Regions from separate parts of the Homo sapiens genome. Here region 1 is linked to region 2. Evidence: read pairs that join two places in POLR2A ChIA-PET (ENCODE). Cell type or tissue: PC-3. All regions are shown on one strand. Links, peaks and the distances in the headings refer to the core of each region. The heading gives the core; the rest is flanking DNA. Region 1 overlaps MCUB (mitochondrial calcium uniporter dominant negative subunit beta). Region 2 has its middle 6.0 kb from the start of OSTC.

What was found. ChIA-PET counts read pairs that join two places held together with the same protein. Peaks named below come from ENCODE experiments on the same cell type or tissue, not always from the same donor. Only the 100,000 strongest peaks of a DNase experiment are listed, where the experiment ranks them.
Region 1: POLR2A ChIA-PET joins it to region 2 with 5 read pairs; 2 of 35 experiments call an interaction of 5 or more read pairs at or near these places.

Annotation. Positions count from the first base shown.
Region 1 is chr4:109,629,819-109,632,318 of GRCh38, reverse strand. All of the region lies in intron 1 of MCUB (mitochondrial calcium uniporter dominant negative subunit beta), which reads right to left. Among named protein-coding and RNA genes, the nearest start is that of MCUB, 71 kb to the right of the region's middle. In PC-3, for the core only: no CTCF peak of the experiment used is centred there; no DNase peak of the experiment used is centred there; H3K27ac peaks cover 994 bases.
Region 2 is chr4:108,638,806-108,650,376 of GRCh38, reverse strand. No RefSeq gene overlaps it. Among named protein-coding and RNA genes, the nearest start is that of OSTC, 6.0 kb to the left of the region's middle. In PC-3, for the core only: no CTCF peak of the experiment used is centred there; a DNase peak (open chromatin) is centred at 5,966.

The sequences.
Region 1 (2,500 bases), core at 1-2,500, 990 kb before region 2:
CTCTGAACCAGCGTTCAGCAAACCATGGCCCATGAGCTAAGATTTTTTTTAATCTTTTCAAAACACTGTTTAAGAAAAAGAAGAATATGAAACAGATACATATGTGGTCAGAAAACCTAAAATATTTACTATCTGGCCCTTCACAGAGAAAGTACACTGACCTCTGCTGTAAATAAATTTCAATAATGGAGGGATGTATTATTTCAGTTTTGTTCTTTGGATCTTAGTGCTCCTTAATAACATTTATCTAGGCTGAGATTCGGACCTCTTCAAAGAGGGTGTGGTTATTGGCTACATGAGAAATACACAAGCATCAGCGCCAAAGAGCCAGAGGTGGGCTGTGAAAGGGGCCTGCCGTTTGTCAGCAGTGTAAACAGGACCAAGCTGTTCTCTAGACCAGCCCTCTTGGTGGGAGGAAACCAGCCAGAAGACTGGGCTGGAGCTGCCTGAGAAACAGCCTGCAGGTGGGGAGAGAAAGGTCTGAGAGTGCTGCTTAAGTTGATCTGTGAGGACCCCTGGGCTGAATAAAGGAAGGTGAAACAGAACTGGAAGGACAGTACCGATCTACTGTTGCCACCATGCATTGTCTCCCCAGGTCCTGCACTGACAGAGCCTAAAGCTGCACAGCTGGTAAAGGAGAAATGTTGACAGAGTCCAACTCCAATATCACAAAGCAGGGCAAAGAACTATAGATTTGGGGCTGACGGATAATAAATTAATAACTGAAACTATACTTCCTCTTTTTTTCCTTACTGCACTTTGCACTGCACTTTTTAAAGGAAAATCCTGCGAACATGTATTGTGTCCAAAGCATATATTTAATATTTACCACAATATTTAGTACATATGCCACAGGCACTCAATTTCTATTATTTATTTTCTGAATAAAAAAGAGCTATGTGAAGGAGTTTCACATTCCTATCTAGTTATCTGATGTTGGGAGATGAAAAATAAAAGAGGTGTGATAGTTGAAAAGAAAAACAGATTCCTAGAGTCACAAAACATGAGAGATGAGTAAAGCTCATCAACTAGAAATGTGTTGACATCAGAAGCCACAAATCAAGTGCCCGTGTGTAGTGTGGTGTTAAACATCACAACAAACAGAACTGTACAGATTGTGTGCATACTCAGTTTCTAATTGAGCGGAAATTATTTATATAATAACTTGCTTCCTCTGAAAGATTATCCTCTATGGCAAATTATACTAGCTTGATCTCATCTGAGTTGCCACTGACTTCTGTCCAGAAATTGAGTATCTAGGCAGAAAAGGTGAAAAAGAGAATAAACTATCATATAAAGAATCAAAAAGAATTCTGTATGTTGTCAGGTCTGCGAAATGGTGAAGCTCAGGGACTCTTCAAATAATGAGTCAGCTTGTATAATAGGAAGTCCAGGAACGGCAGTACATTTAATGCAAGAATAAAAAAACAATTTTGCAGGCCAGGCGCAGTGGCTCACGCCTGTAATCCCAGCACTTTGGGAGGCTGAGGCGGGTGGGTCACCTGATGTTGGGAGTTCAAGGCCAGCCTGACCAACACGGAGAAACTCCGTCTCTACTAAAAATACAAAATTAGCTGGGCGTGGTGGTGCATGCCTGTAATCCCAGCTACTCGGGAGGCTCAGACAGGAGAATTGCTTGAACCCAGGAGGCAGAGGTTGCGGTGAGCCAAGATCATGCCATTGCACTCCAGCCTGGGCAATAAGAGCAAAAAATCCATCTCAAAAAACAAAAACAAACAAACAAACAAAAAACAGAATTTTGCAGCTGAAATCATTTATGTATCATCTGACTTATATTATCTGACTGAAAACTCCCAAGAAAAAAAAATTTAGATAATGAAGAAAAAAATTTTTTTAGAGATGGGGTCTCACTGTGTCACCCAGGCTGGAATGTAGAGGTATGATCATAGCTCACTGCAGCCTCCAACTCCTGGGCTCAAGTGATCCTCTCTCCTCAGCCTCCTGAGTAGCTGCGACTACAGGCTTGCACCACGAAATCTGGCTGTTTTTTATTTTATTTTTTCAGAGACAAGGTATTGCTATGTTGACCATGCTGGTCTTGAATTCCTGCCTCAAGTGATGCTCCCACTTCAGCCTCTCAAGTAGCTGGGATTATAGGCACAAGCCACCGCACCCAACAAGAATTCTTTTTTAATCTGATAAAAAGAAAAAAAGCAGCTATGTTTCCTGTAATACTATGAAATATATATTTGGTCTACTTCCCCGTTTCCTGGCAGAAGCTCTTAAAATCCTTGGAATCTTCAAAGTGGTAAGTGTCTTTTATATGCTAATGTGTTGACCGATAGCTGCCAGCTCCTAGGTAGCTTCAGGACGGGAGCTACTCACTAGAAGGACCAAGGCAGGATTAGAGGGTTGGGACTTTCAGCCCCACTGCCCAATCTCCAGGAAGTGGGGGAGAAGCTGAAGGTTAAGTTGATCACCAATGGCCAAACGTTTAATGAATCATTCCTACATAATAAAGCTTCCCTAAAAATCCAAA
Region 2 (11,571 bases), core at 4,503-7,002:
GACCTGCGGGACTTCTAACGTGGCCAAGCCGGAGAAGCGGAGGCCAAGGAATCTAGGTGAGCCCCGCCCACTCGCTGACGCAGGGGATTTGAAAGCTGATTGGACAGGGGGCGCTCCCGGTTCCCAGAGCGGGAGATGAATGGGAACTTTTGGATATAAATGCCTTTTATATTAGAGGTTTTTTCAAGGGTTAGGAAAAGCCGGAGGCTGCTGAGCTTTTACTTCCCGATGTAGTCGTGGTAATAATAAGAATTAATAATAGTTGCTAAAGTAATATGTTACCAATTTTTTTTAAACATCCAGCCTGGATCACAAATGTCAACAGGACATCTCTACAGGGATGCCTTAATGCTGATAGCTTGGCGTGACCATAATACTATTTTGAATAACTCATCCTCTCAACTTTGCTCTTCCCTTGGTCATCTGTATGTCGCTAAAAGGTAAAATCCCTCTGGCCAAAAATCTTAAAGTCGTCTGGATTTCTCTCCTTACTAACCTTCTGCATCCAAAATATTAGTAGGTCTCTTTGGCTGTACTACCAAAATATCTCCAATTCATCTGCCCCTCACCATTCCACCACTGACACCCTAGTGTGAACCACCGCCATCTCTGGTCTGGGCAACATTTACAATCCAAATAGATGAAAATATATGATGGAGAATTAGTCATTAGGGATGGACTAGAAGGTCTAAAAGATTTTTTGTTTTCTGTTTTGCTTTTCTTTTTTATATAATCTTTTAAGACTCTACAAATGTTAACTTCCTTTTGGAGCAAGAGTTAAGAGTCACTGATTACATAAGTCCAGAGCATATTGACACATTATAGAGCCAATGTTTTTATATTTTTTTATTTGCTTGTTACTAAGCCCGTGGTTATTTTTACAGGATGCCATGTATTGGTTCTGCACTTCTAATTAGCTAACAACTCAATTGTTAAGAAATTGCTTGAAGACGGTAATGAAAATACTATCAAAACATTGTAGTATCCAATTCTAAGTACAGTTGAGGCTTGCTGCCCTTACTGTTCATTAGTGAGAGTCTCTCCCAGAGTCATATTGCCTATGTCTTAACGGAGCCACACGAATCTTAGGTTATGTAAAGGCCAATGATAACACCAATAATGAATGCATTTACACCAAAACCAGCGTTTATATGTAGGAAGTTTCTCTGGGCACTGTAAAGCAGAATGTTTCTGAAATTCCCACAGTTTTATAAGTAAGGAACACTTTGGAACAATTAAAATATTTTGCTTTGGTATGAAGAAAAAAATAAAAATAAAACATTTTGCTTTGGAAAAACATAGGGATTAAAGGTTTTTAAATTTCCTTTATAGCTTAAAAAGGAATCTAACATTAATTAACCACTGCTTGGCAGGTACTATGTTAAGTGATTTACATTTGTGCTTATATACTCTTCATGACAATTCTGTTAGGTAAATACTAGTATAACTGCTTTACATATGACAAAAGTGGCTCCTGGGAAGGGAAATAAACTCAAAAAGTGTAGTATAGTCTGTGACTGGATGAGACCTAAAAGGCAATTGCTGTAGAAGTAAATAGATTTAAGACGTTTAAAATGGTATACGTTTATATACTTATCCTTCTTCCTGTGTATACTAGGGACACATAATTTCTACCTACATTGTGGAAAACATATAAATTATTAATATATAATTTTTAAATGAAAAATTAATTTCATAAATAATAAAACTGCCAAGTCAGAACACACTGCATTCATCTATATGTTAAATTATTACTATCACTTTCCAAAAAGTAAGTTTGCTCCAGGAACCAATTCATTATTATTTTTTAACCTCTTAAGCTTTGAAATATTTTTCAACATGAGTTTGTAATATTCTATAAGCCACGTATAAAAGAGACCTTTCATGAGTAAGATATGCATATCTGTTATCATCCATGTCCTAACCCACAATTCCTACAGAAAAATGTTCTATTTAAACATAACATAAACTCTGTAACTGAAAACCAAAGAAATAATGAATATAGCAGTGGGCATTAGAGCATGCCCTTAAATAAACATATAATCAATCATTCAGTGGTTTTCTATTTATAGATGAAGAAGGAAAAATGTTGAGAGAAACACAGTTTACAATATAATATGCAGTAGAGCTGTCATCTTAAGCTACATATAAAAGCAAATGTTAATAATTCTTACTGTGCACAAGCAAATATATATTCAAAGAAGAAAAAAGTGTAAAGATGGTATCTACCAAGCTTTCTGTGTTCATTGTAGAATATTTTAATAAAAAGCCTTGAAGTCAGAAATGGTTCTGCCAGCCAAAAGAGAGGGAGAGCTCCACAAATAAGTTTTTAACTAAATTCTAAACAAACTAGAATTACAAAGGCTACAAATATTGTTGATTTCTGTTTATTTAAATATGTGTTGGAGAGGAAATTAGTAGCTTTGTTTTTTGTAGGATAATAATACTAATATTAACCTGGATTTTTATTTATGAAGACATTTTGCAGTTTGGTTGACAGTGTCTTGAATTATGTTCTTTCGCGCTAGGTTCTGTATAAGCATGAGTACGAAGCACTATTATGTCTCATGATCTAAATAAAAACTCTTTCTAATGCAATATTGTGGGGTTTGGTGTTATTGTTGTAGTTATTTTACATTTTGAAGGTTGTTTTTAAAATTATATGCAAGTAATGGCTGGGCACGGTGGCTCATGCCTGTAATCCCAGCACTTTGGGAGGCCTCCTCACCTGAGGTCAGCAGTTCGAACCCAGCCTGACTAACATGATGAAACCCCATCTTTACTAAAAAATACAAAATTAGCTGGGCATGGTGGTGTATGCCTCTAATCCCAGCTACTTGCAAGGCTGAGGCAGGAGAATGGCTTGAACCCGAGTGGCGGACGTTGCAGTGAGCCGAGATCGTGCCATTGCACTCCAGCCTGGGCAACAAGAGAGAAACTCCATCTCTAAAAATAAATGAATAAACAAATAAATAATGAAAATAAGAAATAAAATTATGCAAGTAAAACATAGGAACCTGCCCAATGTAAAATAATTAATTTATTCAAATATTAGAGACACATATGGAACGAGTTTCCCATTATCACTATTCTAATTTTAGTTCTCCTTCCAGAGGTAGTGAGATCACTGAGTTCTAGAATGTACAATTGGGATAAATGTACTCAGCAAATGGAAAAATCACCATATTGGTTTCCTGACCCATATTATGAGGGCTTTTATGGCAGGAAAGTCTAAGTGTAACCAGTAGAACTGCTTTTACCTACAGAAATAATAAATCTAAAGTGACTTCAGTGGCTGATGTGCTATCAAAGACTTGAAAGATGCTGAGTAGTGATTTCTGCCACATTTCGCTCAATTAACTTGGCCCTTGCAAAAGAAAGATGGACCTTGGAGAACAACAGTGGATTATTGTAAATTTAATCATGTGGTGACTCCAACTGCTGCTGCTATTCCACTTGTGGTTTTGTCGCTGGAGCACATCAACACATCTCGTGGCACCTGTTAGCTGTTCTGGCAAATGCTGTTTCTACTTATGCCTATGGTAAAGATCATCAGAAGAAGTTTGCTTTCAACTGGCAGAGTCAGCAACACACCTCCATTTCAGAATTATATCAATTCCCCAGCTCTATGTCATAATCTGATTTGCAGGAACTTTGATTGCCTTCTCATTCACAGAATATCACACTATGACATTGCATTGATAATATGCTCATTAGACAGTGATCTAAGTAGCAACTACAGTAGATATATTGTTAGGACAAATGCATGCCAGAGGATGGAAAAATAAGCACAATAAAATGTCAGGGTCTCCTCAGGGAAATGTCTAGGGGTTAAGTGATCTGTAATACATAGAAAGCTCTTTCAAAATAAAGGATATTTGCTGCACAATGCTCAATGGATGGACCACTTGCAACATATACTTCATTTGGTCATACCATTTTGATGTATTTGCTGAGCAATCCAATAAGCTGCTAGTTTTGATTGGGATCCTGAATAAGCAAAGGTTCTTCAATAGCAAACTGCTCTGCCACTTGGGCCATACAACTTAGTAGATCCAGTATTACTTGTAACGTCTGTGGTAGATAGGCATGCTTTATGAAGCTTTTGACAAGCCACTGTAGCACAGAGCCTTAGAGCTTTGGCGCAAACCTATGTCATCCTCTGTCAAGAAATAATCTCCAGGCTTGCCACTGAGATTATTTCACAGGCAGTCATTGACAAATGACTCTAGGCTTGCCACTGAACCTTAGTAGAGATGAAACTATTGACCGTGGGCAACAAGCTACCATGAAACTTGAACTACCCATCATTTGACAATTTGGCATTGTCTAATCTATCATCCAATAAACGTGGGTGTCTACAGCAGCATTCTATCATCAAATGAAAGCGTTGTGCATAAGATCAAGCTCAAGTAGATCTTGAAGGTACAAGTAAGTTGTACAAAAAATAGTTTCAAATGCATATGGCCCACATTCCTGCCACATTGTCTCTTTTCTCTCAACCTATATCTATGGCATTATACCTTCAGGCAACCTATGACCAGTTGACTGAAGAAGAAAGCCTGATTTACAGATAGTTCCACACAATGTGCTGGCACTCTCTGAAAGTAGATGGCTTTGCACAACAGCCTCACTATGAAGGAGAGTGGTAGGCCTGAAGGAAAGTGGTGAGGAAAAATCTTCCCATTGGGCAGAACTTTAGCAGTGTACCTGGTTGTTCATTTTGCCTGGAAGGAGCAACAGCAAGAATTGCAGATCAATCATTTAGTTAGATTGATGGGCAGTTCAATCATTTAGTCAGATGGTTGAAAAATGGGAAGGAACACAATAGGAAAATTACTGAGGAGGTCTGGAGGAGAGGCATGTGGATAGACCTTCCTGTAGGGGTCTATCCCTACAGGATATCTATGTAAAGATATTTGTGCCTTATGTGAGTGCTTACCAAAGAGCAATCTCTGCATAGGAAGATCTTTATAATTAGGTGGACAAGATGGCCCATTCTGTGGACATCAGTCAGCCTCTTTCCATATCCATTTGTGACCTTGCCCAAAGGACCTACAGATGAAGTGGCCATGGCAGGAGGGATGGAAGCTATGCATGGCCTTTCATTCACTAAGGCTGATCTGGCTAGAACCACTGCTGAGTGCCCAGCCTGCCACAGGAGAAACCAACAATGAGCCCACAATATGGCACTATTCTACAGGAGGATGAGCCAGACCTGGTGGCAAGTTAATTATATAGGACCAGGTCCAGTAGGCACTTGGTTTTTACTGAAGTAAACACACTAGAACAAAGTTTCCTTCCTTACGCATGATGCTGCTACCAAAATCACTATTCTGTAGGCCTAGGGAATGCCATAATCATCACCATGGTTTACTATACAGCATTGCTTCTGGCCAAGGAACTCATTTAACAGCAAATGAGTTGTGGCCATTGGCTCATGTTCATGAAACTTACTAGTCTTAGTATGTGAAATGGTGGAATGGTCTTTTGAAAACTCAGTTATGATGGCAACCCCTTTGGGAGCAGGTCCGTGTTTTCTAAGATACATATATGCAGTAAATCAGTAAGCAACATATTTCTCTCACAGTTAGAATTCACAAGTCCAGAAATCATGTGTAGGGAATGGGAATGGCTCCTCTTGCTTTTACTCAACTTAGGGCTCTACTGATCTAGAAGTATTAGTACCAAAGAAGAATACTTCCACCAAGGAACACATTAATGGTTCCATTAATTTGAGAGATGAGACTGTCAGCTAGCCACTTCACAAGTCCTCGTGCCAATGAATCAAGAAACAGATAAAAGAATACTTTATGGGCTAGGCAGATTTATCTTGACAATCAAGAGGAAATTAGATTGTCATCACAAAATAGTAGTAAGGAGGAGTATGTCTGGAATGCAGTAGATCCCCTGAGATGCCTTAGTAATCCCATATCCTGTGATAAACTTCAATGGAAAATTACAACAACCCAATAGAGCCAGGACTGTTAGTGGCTTAGACCTTTCAGGGATTAAGGTTTAGGTCACTCCAACAGGCAAGAAACCACAACCAGCTGAGATTTTTGCTGAGGGCAAAGACAATATGAAATGGGTAGTGGAAGAATGTAGTTATAAATACCAGCTATGACCATGTAAGCAGTTTTAGAAATAAGCACTGTAATAGTTAGGAGTATTTTATTTTGATACAAATATATTTTTGTGTATATTAACCAATTTTTTTCAGGCTCCCATTCTCCTAGTCAAATGTGATATACAATTTGTTGATAATATTTAAGCTCTCAGTGTTTAAGTAACCGGATATCAAAGAGGGAATATTGAATCACCTAGAAGAGAGATGATTATCACCCAAAAATGGATAAAAGGAGTTTGTTTCCTGTTTTGGGGAGACAGCATGTTTCAATTGTATGAGGGATAGTTACATTGCTAGGTGGAAGCATAATGTCGTTATTGCTCTTATTTAAAAATTAAGCAGGCCAGGCACAGTGGCTCATGCCTGTAATCCCAGCACGTTGGGAGGCCGAGGTGGGCAGATCATTTGACGTTAGGAGTTCAAGAGCAGCCTGACCAACATGGAGAAACCCTGTTTCTACTTAAAATACAAAATTAGCTGGGTGTAGCCCGGTGTGGTGGCACATGCCTGTAATCCCAGCTACTTGGGAGGCTGAGGCAGGAGAATCGCTTGAACCCGGGAGTCAGAGGTTGTGGTGAGCTGAGATCACACCATTGCACTCCAGCCTGGGCAACAAGAGAGAAACTCCATTTCAAAAAAAAAAAAAAAAAAAAAAAAAAATTAAGCTAGGCTGAGTGCGGTGGCTCATGCCTGTAATCCCAGCACTTTGGGAGGCCAAGGTGGGCAGATCATTTGAGGTCAGGAGTTCAAGACCAGCCTGGCCAACAAAGTGAAATCCCGTCTCTACTAAAAATACAAAAATTAGCTGGGCATGGTGGCCCACACCCGTAATCCCAGCTACTCGGGAGGCTGAGGCAGAAGAACTGCTTGAACCCAGGAGATGGAGGTTGCAGTGAGCCAAGATTGTTCCACTGCACTCCAGCCTATGCAACAGAGTGAGCTCCTTCTCAAAAAAAAAAAAAAAAAAATCAAGCCAAATGTGGTTCAGAAAGGTATATATAGATATTTAGTTGACAAGGAATCAACTGTGGTGGATTTGTATTGTGTTAACTTAGCTAAGCTGAACTACATCTCCCAGAATCCCTTCATTGCAGAGCTCTAAATTAGTATGGGCCATAAGAGACATCATTATTTTTAAGAAACATATTGTCTAACTAGTGAAGTAACTTTCCAACTGATCTTCAGTTATTTCTGAAACATTAAAAATACCCAATTAAAAATAGTGGACTAATTAAAAAAAATTGTAAAGCATTCATACCATGTAATATTATACAGCTATTAAAAAGCACACTGTGGAAATTTATTTTCTGGAATGGACAGATGTCCAAAATAGCTGTTTTTTTCTGAGACAGAGTCTCACTCTGTCACTCAGGGTAGAGCGCAGTGGTGCAGTCATGGCTCACTGCATTCTTGACCTCCTGGGCTCAAGCAATCCTCCTGCCTCAGCCTCCCGAGTAGCTGCGACTACAGGCACACGCCACCTTACCTGGCTAATTTTTGTGTTTTTTTATTGTAGAGATAGGGTTTCACTATGCTGCTTAGGCTGGTCTCGAACTCCTGGGCTCAAGAAATCCACCCACCTTGGTCTCCCAAAGTGCTGGGATTACAGGCATGAGCCACCATGCCCGGCCTCCACAATAGGCTTAAAATGAAGAAAATCAGACCATAAAATTGTATGTAGAGTACTGGCTTATTTGTTATTGTATGTATTTTCCACTGGAAAAAAGTCTGAAGGAACATAAAGATGACTGTGTCTATGTGATGTGATTATAGATTATTTTTCCCTTCTTTGAAACTACTTGTATTTCCTAATTTTTCTGTAATAAGCATATATTACTTTTGTAATTAAAATAAACTTTTATAATAGTACTTTGTAAGAACACAAAGTACTTTCTGGTCTTACATCAGCACATCTGTCTCTCTACCCAGGTGTCCACTGCTGTATTCTGTAAGAGATGCATAATAATGCTTCTCATATTTGCTTACATTCAAGTAGGAGTGATTGGATGTTTATTACTATGTACCATTACACAGCCAATTGTAATATCAGAAACTCAGTGTCTCAAATTCAGGGACAAAATATTTTTCACCATGGAATTCCTACCACCTCTCACAGTGCTGGCACATAGTAGGACTCATTAAATAAGTTGAATGAATCAATAAATGAACCCGATTCTTCCATTTCCTTTGATCCTTCAAGGTGTCATCTTAGCAATTGTACTTCCTTAATGTTTATTTAGTTTGTTCCCTCCTTTCTACCTCCACCACCACTTATTAATTCAGATCCACATGATGTCCTGCCTCTATTTCTCTCTACATTGCAGCCAGGGTGCATTGTTTAAGAAACTGAACAAATCTCATTATGCCAATCAAGATGCTGTCTTTACTGCTAGCTAGAGAGAAGTAAGTAGCTAAACAGGAAGTAAAATTTGGTTCTTTTTATTCACTACTGCCTTCTTTGCTATGTTACAACTCCTTTCCATATTTTAATACTTGTTTTGTGGAAATACGCCTAATCTCACACACTTCCCTCCGTTTCCTTGCCAAGATGGGAATCAATGACAGCAGGCAGGGCCGGGCACGGTGGCTCATGCCTGTAATCCCAGCACATTGGGTGGTGGAGGCCAGTGGATAACCTGAGGTCAAGACTTCGAGACCAGCCTGGCCAACATGGCAAAACTCCATCTCACTAAAAATACAAAATTAGCTGAGCGTCGTAGTAGGCATCTGTAATCCAAGCTACTCGGGAAGCTGAGGCACGAGAATCACTTGAACCCAGGAGGTGCAGGCTGCCGTGAACTGAGATTTCGCCACTGCATTCCAGCCTGGGCAACAGAGACTCTGTCTCAAAAACAAACAAACAAAAAGACAGTAGGCAGTAGTGTTGTTGATGACAACGTTCATCACTCATTCATTCATTCATCAAGCATTTATGGATCATGTAGCAGAAACAAGCTGTCTTAAATGCTGTCAGTGCCAAGATAACCAGTGCATAACTCTTATCCCCAAGAAACTGTTATCCTAGTCTGAGGAGAATACACGCTATGGCAGAACTGCCTGAGAAGCACATGCCTATTGGAGGTTTGGGCCAATTGGGCTTTGAGAGACCTGAGGAAATAGTGATTAATTATCACAGGTAGGCAGTGCACAGTGGCTCACGCCTGTAATCACAGCATTTTGAGAGGCCGAGGCAGGTGGATCACTTGAGGTCAGGAATAGGAGGTCAGGAACGGCCTGGCCAACATAGTGAAACCCCGCCTCTACTAAAAATACAAAAATTAGCTGGGCATGCTGGCGCATGTGTGTAATCCCAGTTACTTGGAGGCTGAGGCAGGAGAATCGCTTGAACCCAGGAGGCAGAGGTTGCAGTGAGCCGAGATCGCACCATTGCACTCCAGCCTGGACGACACAGCAAGACTCTCTCTCAAAAAAAAAAAAAAAAAATTCTCAAACAGGTAGGGAAAAGGCAGGCTTACAGAAGTGCTCACATTTGAGCAGGAGCATTGATAGAAGAGCTGGATTCCTCGGTTGGGAAAAGGCTTTCAGGCATTCGGACAAGGCTGAGCAAAGGCAGAGAGATGGGAAAGCCCCAAAGGTGGTAACAGAGTGATGGTGATCATGGAGGAGTAAAAGTGGAGATGCGACCTAAAAAAGAAGAAGCCTGACTAGACAGGGTCTTTCAAAGTCATGATGCTTTTAGATTTCATTATATAGGCATAAAGAAGTATTGAAGGATTTTAAAACTTGAAATGATTAGTATTGTGTTTGGAAGAATAGATGGGATGACAGAAAGACTTGAGGCAGAGAAACCTTTTAGGACCTTAGTGTGGAAGTCCAGATGAGAGACAGCGAGGGGCTGAGACAGACTGTGAGTGAGGAGAGCAGGGAAGGTGGTGGTAAAGCAAAAGCTATAAAATACCTTTTTTTTTTTTTCTTTTCTGTGAGCCTGTGTCTCACTCTGTCGCCAGGCTGGAGTGCAGTGGCTCGATCTCGGCTCACTGCAACCTCTGACTCCCTGGTTCAAGCGATTCTCCTGCCTTAGCCTCCTGAGTAGCTGGGATTACAGGTACCTCCCACCACACCCAGCTAATACTTTTATTTTTAGTAGAGACGGGGTTTCACCATGTTGGCCAGGATGGCCTCGATCTCCTGACCTTGTGATCCGCCCCCCTTGGCCTCCCAAAGTGCTGGGATTACAGGTGTGAGCCACTGCACCCCACCATAAGATCTTTCTGTGCAGATAGAAATATGAGAATTTGATTAAAAATAAATATAGGGCTTGAACACTCTGGAAAGAGAGGGCTCTGATGAAAGTGAATTGTGTAACAATGGCTCCAGGCTACACTACAGCTGTGTCCAAGAGCTGGACCAGGGAAGGCTTTTCCTGGAACCAGAGAAAGAGAATGGGAAAATGGCCAGGATAGAGCAGTAATTCCATGGATAGCAAGAGGCAAGGTCAGAACAGAGCTTCTGCACCCCAGGGACTCTGATTATACACGCACCCCTCCCATCACCCCCAACCCACCCAAGCCTCACAGAGGGGCATGCAAGGAGTGGGAGACAGAGGTTCTGCCACCTGCCTGATGAGAACTATTATTCTAGAAGGACCCTCCAGGAGGGACCTAGGCAGAGTTGGGAAGATGGTCGCTGGAGCATGGGAAAGAGGTTTAGGGTTGGAGATCCAGGAATCAGCAGCATGTGGAGGATAATGGAAGTCATCACAGTGGAAGAATGTGTCTACACGTGAGGTGGAACTGGTCAGGGTTGTTATTGGGAGGGTCATAGACCTCCTTGCAGAGCTGATAAAAGCTATGAACTCCTTCCTAGAAAAATGCACGTGCACACAGACACACACACACACACACCAAATGTAGTGTATAATTACAGGAAATTCACAGAGTAAAGTTAAAAGAGTGAGAGAGAAGAAAGCTGAAGATGGATGCCTAGGGAATCACCCCCATAATTAGGAGGATACTACAAAGTAAATACAGCAAGATCAAAGGAACAGAAGAGCCAAGGGAGCGATAGCAAAGAAGCCTTGGAAAGGGAAGTTTCCAGCATGTCAGATAGATTGAAATTGAAAGAAGACATTTAGCTTGACAATTAGACATTGGTGATTTTTGGCCAGTAAGTACAACATATTGTCAAGCACACAGTATTATAATGACTTGAGTTACTGAGCACAGTGCCTGGGACATAGTATCATGATAAATGCTTGTAAATATTTGATGAATTAATTCATTAATTTCAGTAGCATGTTGGCAGGAGAAGCCAGATTGCAGAGGGGAGAAGTAGTGATAGGAATTTTAAAAATAATAGTAGTGAATGATTCATGGCACCCAACACAGCTGGGTATGAACAGAAGAAGAGAGCTGAAGTGGTAATGACAGAGGTTTTTATGGATGATGAGACTTGGGCATGTTTGTGTAAGACGAGAGAAT